Regions from separate parts of the Homo sapiens genome. Here region 2 is linked to region 1. Evidence: chromatin loops called from intact Hi-C (ENCODE). Cell type or tissue: heart right ventricle. All regions are shown on one strand. Region 1 has its middle 39 kb from the start of ST3GAL6-AS1. Region 2 holds the start of ST3GAL6 (ST3 beta-galactoside alpha-2,3-sialyltransferase 6).

Region 1 (8,000 bases):
TGAAAAGTTTATATAGAGAGGGGTTATATATGAGATACGTGTGTGTGTACATATATATATATTTATCATATATATGATAGTTAATTTTATGTGTTAACTTGGCTGGGTCATGCTGCTCAGATATGTGATCAAACATTATTCTGGATATTTCTGGATAGGGGAGTATGGATGAAAATAGCATTTAAATTAGTGGACTTTGAGTGCAGCAGCTTGCTCTCCATAATGTGAGTAGACATCATCCAATTACTTCAATAGAACAAAACAATAGTTTCCCCAGAGAAGGGAGAATTTTCCAGAAGATGGCCTTCAGTAGTGAACTGCACCATTAACTCTCCCCTGGTCTCCAGTCTGCTGGCCCAACCTGCAGATTTTGGATTTGCCAACCTCCATATTCATGTGAGCCAATTCCTCTATCTATCTATCTATCTATCTATCTATCTATCTATCTATCTATCATCTATCTATCTATCTATCTATCTACATATATATACATGCACATACACATCATGTTGCTTCTGTTTATATATAATTTGTATATAAACATACATATGAAATTTATAAGAAAAGGAAGTAGATGAGTTTAAAGAGAGGTTTACAGCAATGCATTGTCATAGAAAGGAATTTCTGGCCTAATAGAATTTGCCATTCTTTAATTATACTAAATAAAGATTCTCCTGTGCTTGCTCAGAATTCACCAGTGCTTACGAAATTCTGGTTTGGGGACACTCATTTAGGTTTTGAGTCCAACTGCTCGTTAGAATCCTGGTTCTGCCATTTTCTGGCACTGTGACCTTGGGTAAATGACTTCATTTCTCTCACCCCATTTTTCTCATCTACAAAATGAGGCCGTTTATACCTACCCTATGCCTAGGACAGTTGTGAGGACTGAATCAGCTAATTATGAGATGTTTTCAATAGTATCTGGCATGAAAAACATGAAAGTTCTTTAACTCTCTTCTTTAATTTTGAGTGAGCTTATTTGGTTTCTGTCCAGAGGATACTTGTTGTCTTTTTGCCACACTTAGTACTTTGATTCTTGAAAGGAAAAGTATCATAACCCCTTAGGTTGTGGCAAAAGAATTATCCAGAGATATATGGAAAAAATGGTTTTTATAGAGACAATAAATAACATCCTGAATTTGTATTAGGTGGCCAAAGAGGAAGATGACTCATGAATCATATGAAAATTCTTTCAGAAATGCAAATATTTCTCATCTACTGTTTTAAAGGTCTGGTATGTTCTCTTTTTCACCTCATAGAATTTAAATCTCCTGAGGGTCAAAGGGTTTCAAAGAGGAATTTGCATTAAAAAAAATTATTCCTGATATTTGATAGAATTTCTGCTTCTTTGGTAAGTGGGAGTAGAAGGGAGCTGGGAAATTCTTATTTCATACATTTCTGATGGAATCTTATTGACTGAGTAAGCAGGGGGAAATTTTTATGTAAAATACTTTTATAATCATCATGATAGGCACAAGTTAGGAGCAAAGTGTTATAGATTTATAAGAGGATTGGAAGGAGAGATTAATTCTATGTGGATTTTTTTTTTTTCATTCTGTCACCCAGGCTGGAGTGCAGTGGCGAGATCTTGGCTCACTGCAACCTCTGCCTCAGGGTTCAAGTGATTCTCCTGCCTCGTCCTCCTGAGTAACCGGGATTACAGAATTACAGGCCTGCGCCACCACACCTGGCTAATTTTTGTATTTTTAGTAGAGATGGGTTTCACCATGCTGTCCAGGCTGGTCTTGAACTCCTGACCTCAGGTGATCCACCCACCTTGGCCTCCCAAAGTGCTGGGATTACAGGCATGAGCCACAGTGCCCGGCCTCTAACATGGATTTTTAGAGTATTTTTTTTGAGAGAGTTTGGGGATTCATTCAGTCCTCACAACTGTCCTAGGCATAGGGTAGGTATAAATGGCCTCATTTTGTAGATGAGAAAAATGGGGTGAGAGAGATGAAGTCATTTACCCAAGGTCACAGTGCCAGAAAATGGCAGAACCAGGATTCTAACGAGCAGTTGGACTCAAAACCTAAATGAGTGTCCCCAAACCAGTATTTCATAAGCACTGGTGAATTCTGAGCAAGCACAGGAGAATCCTTATTTAGTATAATTAAAGAATGGCATATTCTATTAGGCCAGAAATTCCTTTCCATGACAATGCATTGCTGTAAACCTCTCTTTAAACTCATCTACTTCCTTTTCTTATAAATTTCATATGTATGTTTATATACAAATTATATATAAACAGAAGCAACATGATGTGTATGTGCATGTATATGTATGTAGATAGATAGATGATAGATAGATGATAGATAGATAGATAGATAGAGAGATAGATAAATAGATAGATAGAGGAATTGGCTCACATGAATATGGAGGTTGGAAAATCCAAAATCTGCAGGTTGGGCCAGCAGGCTGGAGATCAGGGGAGAGTTAATGGTGCAGTTCACTACTGAAGGCCTTCTCCTGGAAAATTCTCCCTTCTCTAGGGAAACTATTGTTCTGTTCTATTGAAGTAACTGGATGAGGTCTACTCACATTATGGAGAGCAAGCTGCTGCACTCAAAGTCCACTAATTTAAATGCTATTTTCATCCATACCCCCCTACCCAGAAATATCCAGAATAATGTTTGATCACATATCTGAGCAGTGTGACCTAGCCAAGTTAACACATAAAATTAACTATCATATATATATGATAAATATATATATATGTACACACACACATATCTCATAGAGTAGGTTTGTGTATCACTTTTTGTGTACACCATTTGTGTACACCCTTTTTTGTGTACACCATTTGTGTATCACTTATCTGTGACCTGGAAGCTGTCTCCCCGCTTCCAGTCTTCCTGCCTTTGCTTCAAGTTGTCCCGCCTTTCCAGACGGAACCAATGTACTTCTTACATATATTGATTAATGTTTCCTGTCTCCCTAAATGTATAAAAGCAAGCTGTGCCCTGACCATCTTGGGCACCTGTCATTAGGACTTCCTGAGGATGTGTTATAGGCTTGTCCTCAATCTTGGCAAAATCAACTTTCTAAATAAACTGAGACCTGTCTCAGATTTTCTGGGTTCACAACTTGTTAAAAAACAAACAAACAAACAAACAAAAAATGCTATATTCTTTTGGCTGATGGGTTAAAGAGAGGGGAAAGGGAATGGATATTTCTACTCAGTCACTCCTTGCCTTTCACTTGATGGACATCCTTTCTCTTAAATCTTAAGAACCTTCTGAGGTAGACATCATAACCTTCATTTTGGTGATGAAGCAACTGAGTGATATTGAAAGAAGTTGACCAGCTTGTCCAATGTCACTCTGCTAAGACACGTGGGAGCCAGTATGAAAACCAGATCTGTAGGTCTTCAAAGTCTGTTCTTTTAAAATAAACTGTGTAAATTTATATGCTCCAAGTGTGGGGTTTAAGACAGGAGAAAGATGATAAGTAAATGAAGATGGGGTAAATAAATCTTATATATTATTAACAAGGTGCCAAGAGTGAGCACATTAGCAACCTAGAATGAAGAAAAGGTAAAACACCACTTTCTTAGTCACAAAAATCAAACTAAAGTAAATTTATGAATTCCCCTCTCCTTCCCAGAGGGTTGTTTCAGGATGGGACAAAGAAATGTCATGAAGCTTAATCCAAAATATTACTTTGGTCTGGCCAGACAGACTGGGGAGAACTTTCTTGTTCACTGACCCTAGGACAGCTTCAGATAGCTATAGCAGAGGGCAAAAAAAGGAGGCTGAGAAGCTTGGTGAGTGTTTCCTGTTCTCTCAGGAAACACTGATTTCCCATCTGCCAGACTGTCGGCACTTTTCACTGACTGGCCTCACAAGGAAAGCTCCCAACATCACTTCCCATTTGGCTCTGCTGTGTTGAGTCCAGAGGGAACCTGTTTATGTCACCTTTCTCCCAGAACCACCCATGCCATAGTCAGGAATGACATGGGGAGAAGAGGAAGCCAGAGATGGGGCTGGTCTTCGACATGAGGGGTATATTGGTAAAGCCCTTTGGAGCATGTCCTGGAAGCGGGTAGGCAAATAAGTGAGACTGGGCCTAAAGAGCCTGAAACTGTTTGTTAGGAGAATTTGAAATCAAGTGTCCAAGTCCCTGGGTGGAGAGCAGAGAAAAATGTGTCCTCAGAGAAGAGAAACCATAGTGATGTAATCCGTGACAACCTGCAGTGGTGCAATCAGTGACAGCAGTTTGGCTTAGTCTCTGCTAGTCCTGTTGGCAGGACAGAAACATTTGCCCTGTGCTGTTTCCCAGTCTGTTCTAGAATTTATTCTGTCACAGCAAAATTGACAATAGTGACAGCACTGTCTGTCCCCTTCCCTTGCCCTATGTATACAGTTCTTTCTTCCTTCTTTCACTGCTTCCCTCCTTATTTTTCCTTTTTTATCCATGTATTCCATTTAACTGCTAACACCTATAGACACTGTATAGCTTTTTTGTTTGTTTGTTTTGAGACAGAGTCTTGCTCTGTCACCCAGGCTGGAGTGCAGTGGCGTGATCTCGGCTCACTGCAACCTCTGCCTTCTGGGTTCAAGTGATTCTCCTGCCTCAGCCCCCCGGGTAGCGAGGTCTATAGGAATGCACCACCACGCCTACTTTTTGCATTTTTATGGAGACAGGGTTTTGCCATGTTGACCAGGGTGGTCTCAAATTCTTGACCTCAAGTGATCCACCCGCCTTGGCCTCCCAAAGTGCTGGGATTAAAGGTGTTAGCCACCACACCCGGCCTCTGTATAGCCTTCTTGATGCCTTTAGAACAAAAAAAAAAATGTCTGATTGTCACCTATTTGAGGATACAGACCAAACCTACCACAAGAAGTACCACAATCAAATATATATACACACATATATATGCATTTACATATATTTCACAGAATTTTCTATTGGCTAGTGAAATTTATTGTGCTATAGGAGAGTCAAATCAGGAGCTTTTTATATGGGTGCCATGAGAAATTGAACTTAATCTAACCTTACTGAGGACTGTTGACAAATGTGACTAATTGTATGTGCTAGATAGTGTTGGACAACTGTAGGAAGTGCTGACAAAGACTTATGAAGAACAAAATGCCAGTAAGCCTGATCAAGAGGTGTGGAAAACAGGATGTCAGAGTAAGCTCAACATAGCTACTGATGCAAACTGAATAATTGCTTACCGTCTACTGAAAGTGCAATGATGAACTGTAGGTTATAAATAGATCTGAATATCCATCATAGCTTTGTAGCCATTTGCTGACTTCTTATAAGAATTCAGGTTTTTTTTGTGTTTTTTTTTTTTCAATAACAAGCTTAGCTAATTCTATGTTTTTGTTTTGTTTTGTTTTGTTTTGTTTGAGACGGAGTCTCGCTCTGTCGCCCAGGCTGGAGTGCAGTGGCGCGATCTCGGCTCACTGCAAGTTCCGCCTCCCAGGTTCACTCCATTCTCCTGCCTCAGCCTCCCGAGTAGCTGGGACTACAGGCGTCCGCCACCACGCCCAGCTAATTTTTTGTATTTTTAGTAGAGACGGGTTTCACCGTGTTAGCCAGGATGGTCTCGATCTCCTGACCTCGTGATCCGCCCGCCTCGACCTCTCAAAGTGCTGGGATTGCAGGCGTGAGCCACCGTGCCTGGCCAACAAATTCTATGTTTATTAGTTATGAATTTGCCTATTCCTTTGGGCTTTGATTTCTCCCTACCCAACCCACCCGCCCCCAGTGTTAAATAAATATCATTATGACTGCTGGTTTGGAAATGGGCTCAAATTCCCTGTTCTGCAACTAGCGGAAATATCAGATAAGTTTTAAGCTCTCTGAGTTTCAGTTTTCTCATTTGTAAAATCAGAATGATAATAGCTACCTTGCAAGATTGTTTTAAGGATTAGAGGTGTTTGTGTAAAACCTCTAGTATATATTTCTTAATACTCAGGTATTCCATAAATGAAAGGAACGCTGTTTATTATGTTAAGTCAACTACAGTTTTTGGTTTTTTAAGACAGAGTCTCACCCTGTTGCCCAGGCTAGAGTGCAATGATGTGATCATAGCTCATTGAAACCTCAAACTCCTGGGCTCAAACTATTCTCCTGTGCCTCAGCCTCCCAGATAGCTGGGACTGCAGGCATGAGTCACCATGCTAGCCTAATTTTATTTTTAGTAGAGACCAGGTCTCTCTATGTTGCTCAAGCTGGTAACTGCCGGACTCAAGTGATCCTCCTGCCTTGACCACCAAAATGCTAGGATTACAGGCATGAGCCACTGGGCCTGTCCAATTATAGGGTGTGTGGTTTGTTTTTCTCTTTGTTTCTTTCTTTTCTTTTTTTTTTCCTGTTGTTGTTGTTGTTGTTGTTGTGGTTTTTTGAAATGGAGTCTTACTCTGTAGACCAGGCTGAAATGCAGTGGCACGATACTGGCTTACTGCAACATCTGCCTCCCGGGTTCAAGCGATTCTCATGCCTCAGCCTCCTGAGTAGCTGGAATTACAGGCACCTGCCACGATGCACAGCTAATTTTTGTATTTTTTAGTAGAGACGGGGTTTCGCCATGTTGGTCCGGCTGGTCTTGGACTACTGACCTCAGGTGATCCACCCGCCTCGGACTCCCAAAGTGCTGGGATTACTGGCATGAGCCACTGTGCCCGACCTTTCTTTCTTTTTCTTTTTTTTTTTTTTTTTTTTGGTATGGAATATGTATCACCATTTAAAATGAAAGTTGAGGCCGGGCGTGGTGGCTCATGCCCACAAATAAATAAATAAATAAATATTTAAAAAAATACCTGGGCATGGTGGCACACACCTGTAATCTCAGCTACTCAGAAGGCTGAGGCAGGAGAATCGCTTGAAGGTGGAGGTTGCAGTGAGCCGAGATCACGCCACTGCACTCCAGCATGGGCAACAAGAGCCAAACTCTGTCTCAAAAATAAATAGCCAGGCGCGGTTGCTCACCCTGTAATCCCAGCACTTTGGGAGGCCGAGGTGGGCGGATCACGAGGTCAGGAGACTGAGACCATCCCGGCTAAAACAGTGAAACCCTGTCTCTACTAAAAATACAAAAAAATTAGCCGGGCATGATCTCACGCGCCTGTAGTCCCAGCTACTCGGGAGGCTGAGGGAGGAGAATCGCTGGATCTTGTGAGACGCAGGTTGCAATGAGCCCAGATCGTGCCACTGCACACCAGCCTGGCGACAAAGCAAGACTCCGTCTCAATACATAAATTAATAAAAATAAAAATAAATAAAAGTTCAAAAGACTTACTATGGAATAAATGCTTCTGGTACAATAAGTATAGATGGAGGTTACAAAATCTGATAGATTTTGGGGGCCCAAATATTGTCATATTTATATGTCTCATCTTGGAGGGGAGAGCCATCTTGCAAGTATGAAGGTACAGAGCCAATGTACCAAGGAGGGTGGGAGGAGGGTCCCACCTCCTAATGAAATTGCTGAACTGCTCTAATAAAATTAGAAATATTTTTCTCCATACTTCCTGGTTCCACACTTCTCCTGTTTATAAAGCTACTTTTAGCAGTGTATTGTTACTTGAAGCTGAGTGCACACTACCTGACGAAAAAATTTAGTCTTAAGACTGAATTTTTTAAAAATTAATTCTTAAATTTTTCTTGTTTTCCACTACATATTATAGGAAAAAAAAAGAAACTCCGTTATATATATTATATATATTTCCATATATATAATATATTTTATATATATTCCCATATATATAATATATTTTATATATATTCCCATATATATATTTCCATATATACAATATATATTATATATATTTCCACATATACAATATATATTATATATATTTCCATATATATTATATATATTTCCATATATTATATATATTTCCATGTATATATTATATATATTTCAATATATATATTATATATATTTCAATATATATATTATATATATTTCCATATATATAATATATATTATATATATTTCCATCTATAATATATATTTCCATATATAATATATATCATATATTTCC
Region 2 (8,000 bases), 70 kb before region 1:
GCTCAAATCAAACATTTAAGGCTCCACTAAGAATAACTTCATTTGGCTGGGCGCAGTGGCTCATGCCTGTAATCCCAGCACTTTGGGAGGCTGAGGCAGGTGGATCACGAGGTCAGGAGTTCAATACCAACCTGGCCAAGATGGTGAAACACCGTCTCTACTAAAAATGCAAAAAAATTAGCCGGGCGTGATGGCAGGCACCTGCAATCCCACCCATTCAGGAGGCTAAGGCAGAGAATTGCTTGAACCCAAGAGGCAGAGGTTGCAGTGAGCCGAGATCACGCCACTGCACTCCAGCCTGGGCGACAGAGTGAGACTCCCTTTCCCAAAAAAAAAAAAAAAAAAAAAAAAAAAAAAAAGAATGACATTTATGCAAAGATCCAACAAGGATAAAACTTACCAGTATCAGCAAAATTTTTTAATGTATTTACATCTAAGACAGTATATGAAGGTCTAGGGAAAGAAGTCAGTATTTACAAGTCAAAATTCCTATGTATTCTCCAAAACATACTCTTTGGGCAATTTATGTATTATTCTACAGAACACGGAGGTATGGGTAAGCGAGACTTGTGTTATTGTTTTGTTGTTTTTCATTCACTAATATGTGGTCTAATTAAAAACAAAGAAGTGTGAGAGAATGCTCTGTTTTCAAACAATAAAACGAACCCACTCTTGAACAGCTACTGCACACGCCACCTGAAAAACATTTAGGAAGTTAAGGCACTATCGTATTTCATGTACAATTCACAGCTTCAGTATTCAAGTTGCAAAGGACACGGGCCAGCCAGGATATCCTTGTGATAAACATGGTTCCTCTGCTTGCTCACAGGAAAAAGCTTCCACAAATAAACCAATTATCTAATTATATTGTATAAGTGGAAGGGCATTTTGCTTTGAGCAAAAACATTCAAAGAAAAAAACAGAATTTAAGAGGTTATCTGCTTTTAAAAAGACATAAGGCCCTTTAATATAGCTTTGATTACCAAAAAAAAGAGTTTTCAAGATCTTGACATTAAACAGGACCAATGCCAGCTTTGTGGCTGCAGATGCTCCTAAAATCAGGGTCCCTAAAACATCCTTTACAAAAATGTGGGTAGAGGATGGCAAGGGAAAGAAGGACTCACTGGCAGAGGACAAATGTTCACATATTCTCCAACTAAGATATGTAACCCAATGTATAAGTAACCTATATATGCCAAATTAAACTCAATCTTGACAAATGTTTCACTTTGCTTTAATAGTAAAAGCATATTTTGTGTGGAGCATCAAAGTTCATAAAAAATCTTTTATATGTCCATCCCTCCATTTAAGGCTCAAAATAAGCTTGTTAGATGGGTGTGCAGGTGTTGTCTTCTTGATGAATGAGGAAAACTGAAGGTTTATAAGGTTGAGTTGTCTGAGGTCACACAGTTTAAGGAAGACAGAAATAGATTTATGGTTCAATCATTTCTTTCTCAGAGTTCCATTCCTGGTGTTATCCTGTCTCTCAAGATAAAAAGCACAAGGCAAATCTAAAAGAGATAATTCTAATCTGAAAATTCCTAATGGTGTTCCATTGGTATCTTGAAGTCTAGAAGGGTAAATTCAGATATTGGTGAAAGGAGGTGACTCTAGGGCAGGCTCAAGAGTCTGCACCAGGCGGGGACTTGTTAACATGCACACTCCTGAGCCTCTACTTAATCTGAATCTCTGGGGCTCAGGAATGTGCATTTAAACAGCATCCACCAATTTGATTCTTATGCACACTAAAATTTTGAGAATCACTGCTCTAAGAAATACAATAGAACCATGGAAGAATTTCTGAAATACAGAGACTGTAACAGATACAGATCCCATAACTAGATGCTTTGTATTATTTTTTTTTACCCTAAATGCCTAGCACGTGGTAAATGCTCAATGAATAACAACTGATTAGAAGCATTAAGATGTATGAGTGCTTAGCCTGTGCCAAGGCATGTGATAATTGCTTTTGGTGTATTACCTCATGACATCCTGACAACCACCTTGCAAAAGAAGTGGTAGACTTACAATTCCTATTTTGTAGAGGAGGAAACCAAAACTCTGGGAGAAGCAACGACTTTGTTGAGCTGACAAGTAGCAGAACGAGGACTCAAATCTGTCTCTATCAGGCCACAGGCCATGCGTTATACTACCTCCCCCTAGATGTGAGCTTTCACAAGTGAGCACAGGCCCCTCCTTTTGCTACCAGACTAAACATTACTGAACATTTCTCCAACTTAAGCAATCCTGCAAGCTCCTTAAGCAATATCAATTCTAGTAATTGATGAAATGGAGGTAAAGCTTATAATACTTTTGATTCAAACTCAGCTGAAATAAAAGCCTGTTACTCCCAACCCTGTTCCCAGTTCTGCTCCTCCCAACCATGCTAGCATTGTTTATAAAAACAAACTCTACGGAGAAACACTTGAAAAAAATGTCAGGTTTTTTTTTAGACTCCCCTAATGCTTTCTCAAACCAAAGGGAGCTTGCTTTTCCAACCAGCTAGAAAAAAGCATGTTCAGCAATAATTCTAGAAACATTGTTCTACTTATCAAGCATTAGGTTAGTGCAAAAGTAATTGTGGTTTTTGTCATTTAAAACCAACCTAATAGAAAAACCCGGTGGGTATCTCAGTCAATATGCAACACCAAGGAAGAAAGACCCTTGGCGTTCTCTATTCCGGATGCTGAGCACACACAAACCTCACCTCCCTGTCTCCTCCATCCCCAGTTCTGTTTCAGTCTGGAAGCAGGTGCTTCCTAATGCCCATCTGCAAGCCCAGCCACCCCAGGCACTGGGACTGATTCTGACCCACAGAAAGAGAGTCTGAGGAGCCCTCGACTAGCAGCTTAACAGTTGGGTCAGGTTCCTGTGGATCCAGTAGTGATCCTGGTCATCTCATCCACTGGACCTGGGTTCCTGCTGCTGGGTGCTTAAACTATACCACACTTTTCCAACGTCTGCATTCTTCTCTTTCCTAGTCACCCTAGCAGCTCTGCAGCCAAACTTCCATTTTTTTTTTTTTTTTTTTAGTCACTAGGATCCTAAACCATGTCCCCATCTGCCCTGGGGTGAGGCACCCTTCTGTTCCCTGCTTCCTCAGTGGCAGACATACTACTCTTTCTACTACTAGGTCTCTTCTCAAACCCAACATGCTGCTGTTCAATAATACTCCTCAGTAACTCACATCTTTGTGCAAATAAGAGAAGCACATCCCCCTTCTACCTCCACACAGCCTGTGGGCACCTAATGTCTAATATCTCAGCAGCATCTAGATTTAAGCCACAACCTTCCCCTTAAGCAGGTAACCTTGTTCATGGCTCACCTCCATACCTTTACCAGGTGGCCCTGCTGACACCTGTGTCCATTCAGCCCCTGGACAGGCCGTCATCCATCCTAGTCTCTGCTGGTCTTCAGCTCACACTGACATACACTCCAGACTGTGTGGAACATGGCCAACAGATTTCACATCCTGCCTTCCTTCCTCTTTGTACTTATTACTCAATTTGTGATTATAATCTGCAGTCACATGCCTACATGAGCAAATCTACAACAGAACCTCCAACTCTAGCCATGCATTAATGTCTAGATTTTTTTTGGTCCAGCCTCATAGGTCCCCTAAGCCTAAGCCTCACAGACCCAGCCATCTCCATATGACCTGAGCCTTAATGTACAGGACTCCACAGTGATGAATGGAAAGGCCTCAGTCCTCCTCAATTCATTTACTACCTCTCTTTTAGGTTTGGTCCTTATTACTAATTAGGTAGTCCAAATGCGTGAGATCAGCTTCATTCATATCCCAAGGATCTACAACCTCTGGCAGCGATGATCATGTAAATGATAGCACAGTTTATTAACCACTTACTAAATGGCCAGCACAGTACTAAGCCCTTTTTCACATAAGGATGAAATCACGGATATTTTCATCCCCATGCTAGATATGTTTAATACCCAGAGCACTGGCCAGAATTCAAACTGAGATCTGATTTCAAAGCCCACACTTTGAAATTGTGGCTTATAGAAAACTATAATAACCATATTTTTAAGAGTATGAACTGTTAAATAATCATTTAATAATATCTTTTAAAAATAAAACAAGGGGATGATACACATTAAATTATGCATTTATCAAACACACTTCTTTAGAAACATTATAATATGAAAAGCTATTAATCTCATAATTAAAGAGAGAAATCCTAAGGAATCAGTAGTCTGGTTGATGGGATTTTCTGCTAGAAGGATGACGAAATTCTCAATAGACCATAATTAAAGAAATAAAAAACAGCACATATAGATTTTTTAAACATACAATATTACAACGAAAAGGCTAAATTTAATCTGAAGTTATAAACTAATGCTATTTAATACAAGTTAAGAAAAAAACTCTGACATTGCTGAGTAAATTAACAGAAAATCTGATTTATGCCCCCCTCCAAAAATATTGAGTTGTGTAGTGTCAACAAATTAGATCAGCTGTATACATTTTGACTGATTTCTAAGAATATAACTATTTTCTTTCTGCATTGCAGAAAGGGAACACGTATAATTAACTTTCTTTCCCTCTCCTCCCCCAACTCTTCTGCTAATACAATGATATGAAGCTGGTTCCGACATGCATATGCACAAACACCCTTCTCTTTCAGCTTTTCAACAAAGCCAGTGCTTTCACCAGTGCTTTCACTGTCCTTAGCACATGTAGACAGATCTTTTCACTTAATTAAAGATAAGCCTTCTGCCAAAGCAGATGACCAGATCCTCTCCTGAAAGTGGGGTGTGCTCACTGCAAAGAATATAAAAAGGAGAGAAATGACTTCTCAGCAGAATTTTCTTCTTTAATAGCACAACAGGACACACTAAAATCATTCAGCTAATAGCAACTATATGGGATGCTAAAAATAGAAGAACTGGAGTTCCTGTTTTCAAGAGCTCTCTCTTCAGACTCAGGTCCATTGCAAGTACACAAGTAAGCTTTTAGGGAACTTCTTTTGTTCCTACTGTTTATTCACATTTTCTTTCCATGCCCATTTATTCTCTTAAAGTAAAAATTGTCCCTGTATTCTCTTATTAACATCCTGCTAATAAGATATCAGCTTCCAAGAAGCATTAGATGTTGTTAACAGGTTGATGACTGTGGCTACTTTTTTTTTTTTTTTTTGAGATGGAGTCTTGCTCTGTTGCCCAGGCTGAAGTGTAGTGATGCAATCTTGGCTCACTGCAACCTCCACCACCCGGGTTCAAGCAATTTCTCCTGCTTCAGCCTCCCAAGTAGCTGGGACTATAGGCACGTGCCACCATGCCTGGCTAATTCTTTGTATTTTTAATAGAGATGGGGTTTTGCCATGTTGGCCAGGCTGGTCTCGAACTCCTAACCTCAAGTGATCCACCCACCTCGGCCTCCCAAAGTGCTGGGATTACAGGCATCAGCCACCATGCCCAGCCTGTGTGTAATTTTTAAAATTGCCTTTATTCATTTTTTTCCTTTTTTTGAGACAGGGTCTCACTATACTGTCCAGCCTGGTCTCTAACTTCTGGGCTCAAGTAATCCTCCTGCCTCAGCCTCCTGAGTAGCTGGGGATAAAATTTTTATACACTAAAATTCGCCACTTTTAAGTGTATCAGGTAACAACCACTGAAGTCATGATTCTAAACATTGTCATCAACCTCAAAAGTTCCTTTGTTCCTCTTTGTAGTCACTTCCTTCTTCCCACTTCCTGGCCCCTAGCAGCCTGATCTGCTATCACTATAGTTTTGCTTTTCTAAAATTTCATATAAATTGAATCATATAATATATATCTTATTTCTGACTTCTGTCAATTAACATAATACTTTTTAAAAAAATGCTCAAGTTGTTGCTTGTACCAGGAGTTCATTCCTTTTTGTTGCTAAATAGCATCCCATTGTATGGTCATACCACAATTAATTTATCAGTTCACAAGTTATTTATCAGGCAATACACATTTGGTTTCTTTGCAATTTTTGGTTATTGTAAATAAAACTGCATTAAACATTCAAGTGCAACTTCTTGGGTGGATATACGTTTTCATGGGCCATATGGTAAACACGTTTAACTTTATATGAAAACTTTATATTGCATTGTGGTGCCTATCTCAGTTATATTGCATGCTGGTGCTTATCTCAGTTTAAAAAAAAGCCCTACCTATACCAGTTCAAATTATTACTGCTATTGAATAATACAAATCACTGACCGAGGTAAGAATCTCTTATCTATTAATATCAAGAATTTCATAATGTGTACGTACTCGACTTTAGGATATGGAGAATAGAGCTCACAGTCTGGTGAAGGAGCTGTTACACTGTTTCAAAATTATTTCCATTATCTGCTACGAGAATTAAAGCAAACTATTTTACACCTCTGTTATTCAAAGTGTGGTCCATGGACCAGCAGTACTGGCATCACCTGGGAAGTTGGTAGAGCTGCAGAGTCTCAGCTCCAACCTTTGATCCACTGAGTCAAGTGGATTTTGGCAAACCCCATGTGATCTGTGTGTTTGAGAAGCACTGCTGGAGAAGGTCAGAGAAAAAAGGAATTGTATCCAGCCGAGAAGATCAGGGCTTCACAGAAAACAGTTTTTGAGGGGAACTGGCAGCTCATTCTAAGTTTTATGCTACATCTTTTAAGAGTCTTTAGGGCTTGACCTTTGAAAGTTTTCAATCAACAGAAGTTTCTCTGAAGAAACTAGTCAGATTCCCTTTGAAAATAAGTGGCTTTGAGAAAAATTTCCCTCACCACTCTAGGGAATGTTTGTGGGGTTTTTTGTTTTTTGTTTTTTGTTTTTAATTCCCTGGACACTGTCTTTCCTGTATTATTTTCAGTCTCATCCTTCCATCTACTATTAGTGTCAGTATGATACTACCAGTATTTTTGAGGGAAAATATGTAGGATTCCTCCATTCACATTACAGCTATAGGACACACACCTTATCTTGCATCTCCTTCTGATTCACCTAAGTGCCAACTGAATCATTGGCCACATATTTACAACATTTCCAATTATTGCAATTTACAACTTGAACCCAAGAATTACAGATCTTAGAGCTGGGAAGACCGCAAGAGTTGGGGGCATTTAGACACAGTGAGGACTTACGTATCATACTACAGAAGAGGCAGCCAGGATTTTGAAAAGTTTAAAAAAAAAAAACTTGTCAAAGGCTATCTTGCTAATAAGTAGCAAAGTTGGTAATAAAGAAGAACATTTTACACGGGTTCCCCTCCAGCACAATTCCTGTCACATTATGGGTGCACAATAATATTTACTTATTTCATGAGTAAAAAAGTCAATAAATGAATAAATAAATTACTATCTCCAAACCCACTCGTCTTTGTTTTTGTTCCAATCCTCTCTGATCTCTACGGTTTTCAGTTCCAGAATCTCCCCTTGGGTAGCACTACACGGCCTCCCTCCTCTACTTCTCTGCCTGTGTTTCTAGATTTCCTCTTCTTCCTCTGTCCACCTAAATACAGGTGTTTTCAAGCTGTTATCTTAATCCTGTTTCCTAAACCCATGTTCTCATTACTTCTCACCTTAGCTACTAGCAATGATCTCTAATCTTTCTTCCCTTTAAACCAGCCCACACGCTGTACTTGGCATAAAATCCTCGAAGTGCAGCTCTCATCTTGTCACTTTGCCTGGTATTTAAGACTTCCATGATTTGGTCTTAATAATTCATTGGCAATTTATTCTTTGTAGGTAGTAGCATAATTAGGTGTTAAGATTGTTTGCTTGACAATCAGACCCCCTGAGTTTGAGTCTCAGCTCTTCTTCTGATGAGTTGTATCACCCTGGGAATTTGCCTAATCTTTTTACACTTCAGCTTCCTTGGCTGTAAAATAAGAAATAATAATACTTCCTAATAGAGCTATTACAAGTAGTAAATATAAAATACTTAGGTAAGTAACTGGCACATGGTAAAGACTCTCCTAATCTTGTTTCAATTCTTCTTTTAAAATTAGTGAAGTATCAGCTTCCCATGCACCAAGCC

The links. Hi-C counts contacts between places; a loop is a spot of excess contacts. Peaks named below come from ENCODE experiments on the same cell type or tissue, not always from the same donor. Only the 100,000 strongest peaks of a DNase experiment are listed, where the experiment ranks them.
Region 2: a loop joins it to region 1, with 2.6 times the contacts of the local background. A loop is called at or near these places in 3 of 110 quality-filtered maps.

The regions. Positions count from the first base shown.
Region 1 is chr3:98,689,189-98,697,188 of GRCh38, reverse strand. No RefSeq gene overlaps it. Among named protein-coding and RNA genes, the nearest start is that of ST3GAL6-AS1, 39 kb to the left of the region's middle. In heart right ventricle, no CTCF peak of the experiment used is centred here; no DNase peak of the experiment used is centred here; H3K27ac peaks cover 3,056 bases.
Region 2 is chr3:98,758,765-98,766,764 of GRCh38, reverse strand. It overlaps ST3GAL6 (ST3 beta-galactoside alpha-2,3-sialyltransferase 6), which reads right to left and starts at 3,425. Exons shown (of 10, transcript NM_001323368.2): 1 at 3,326-3,425. In heart right ventricle, no CTCF peak of the experiment used is centred here; a DNase peak (open chromatin) is centred at 3,414; H3K4me3 peaks cover 1,437 bases; H3K27ac peaks cover 7,694 bases.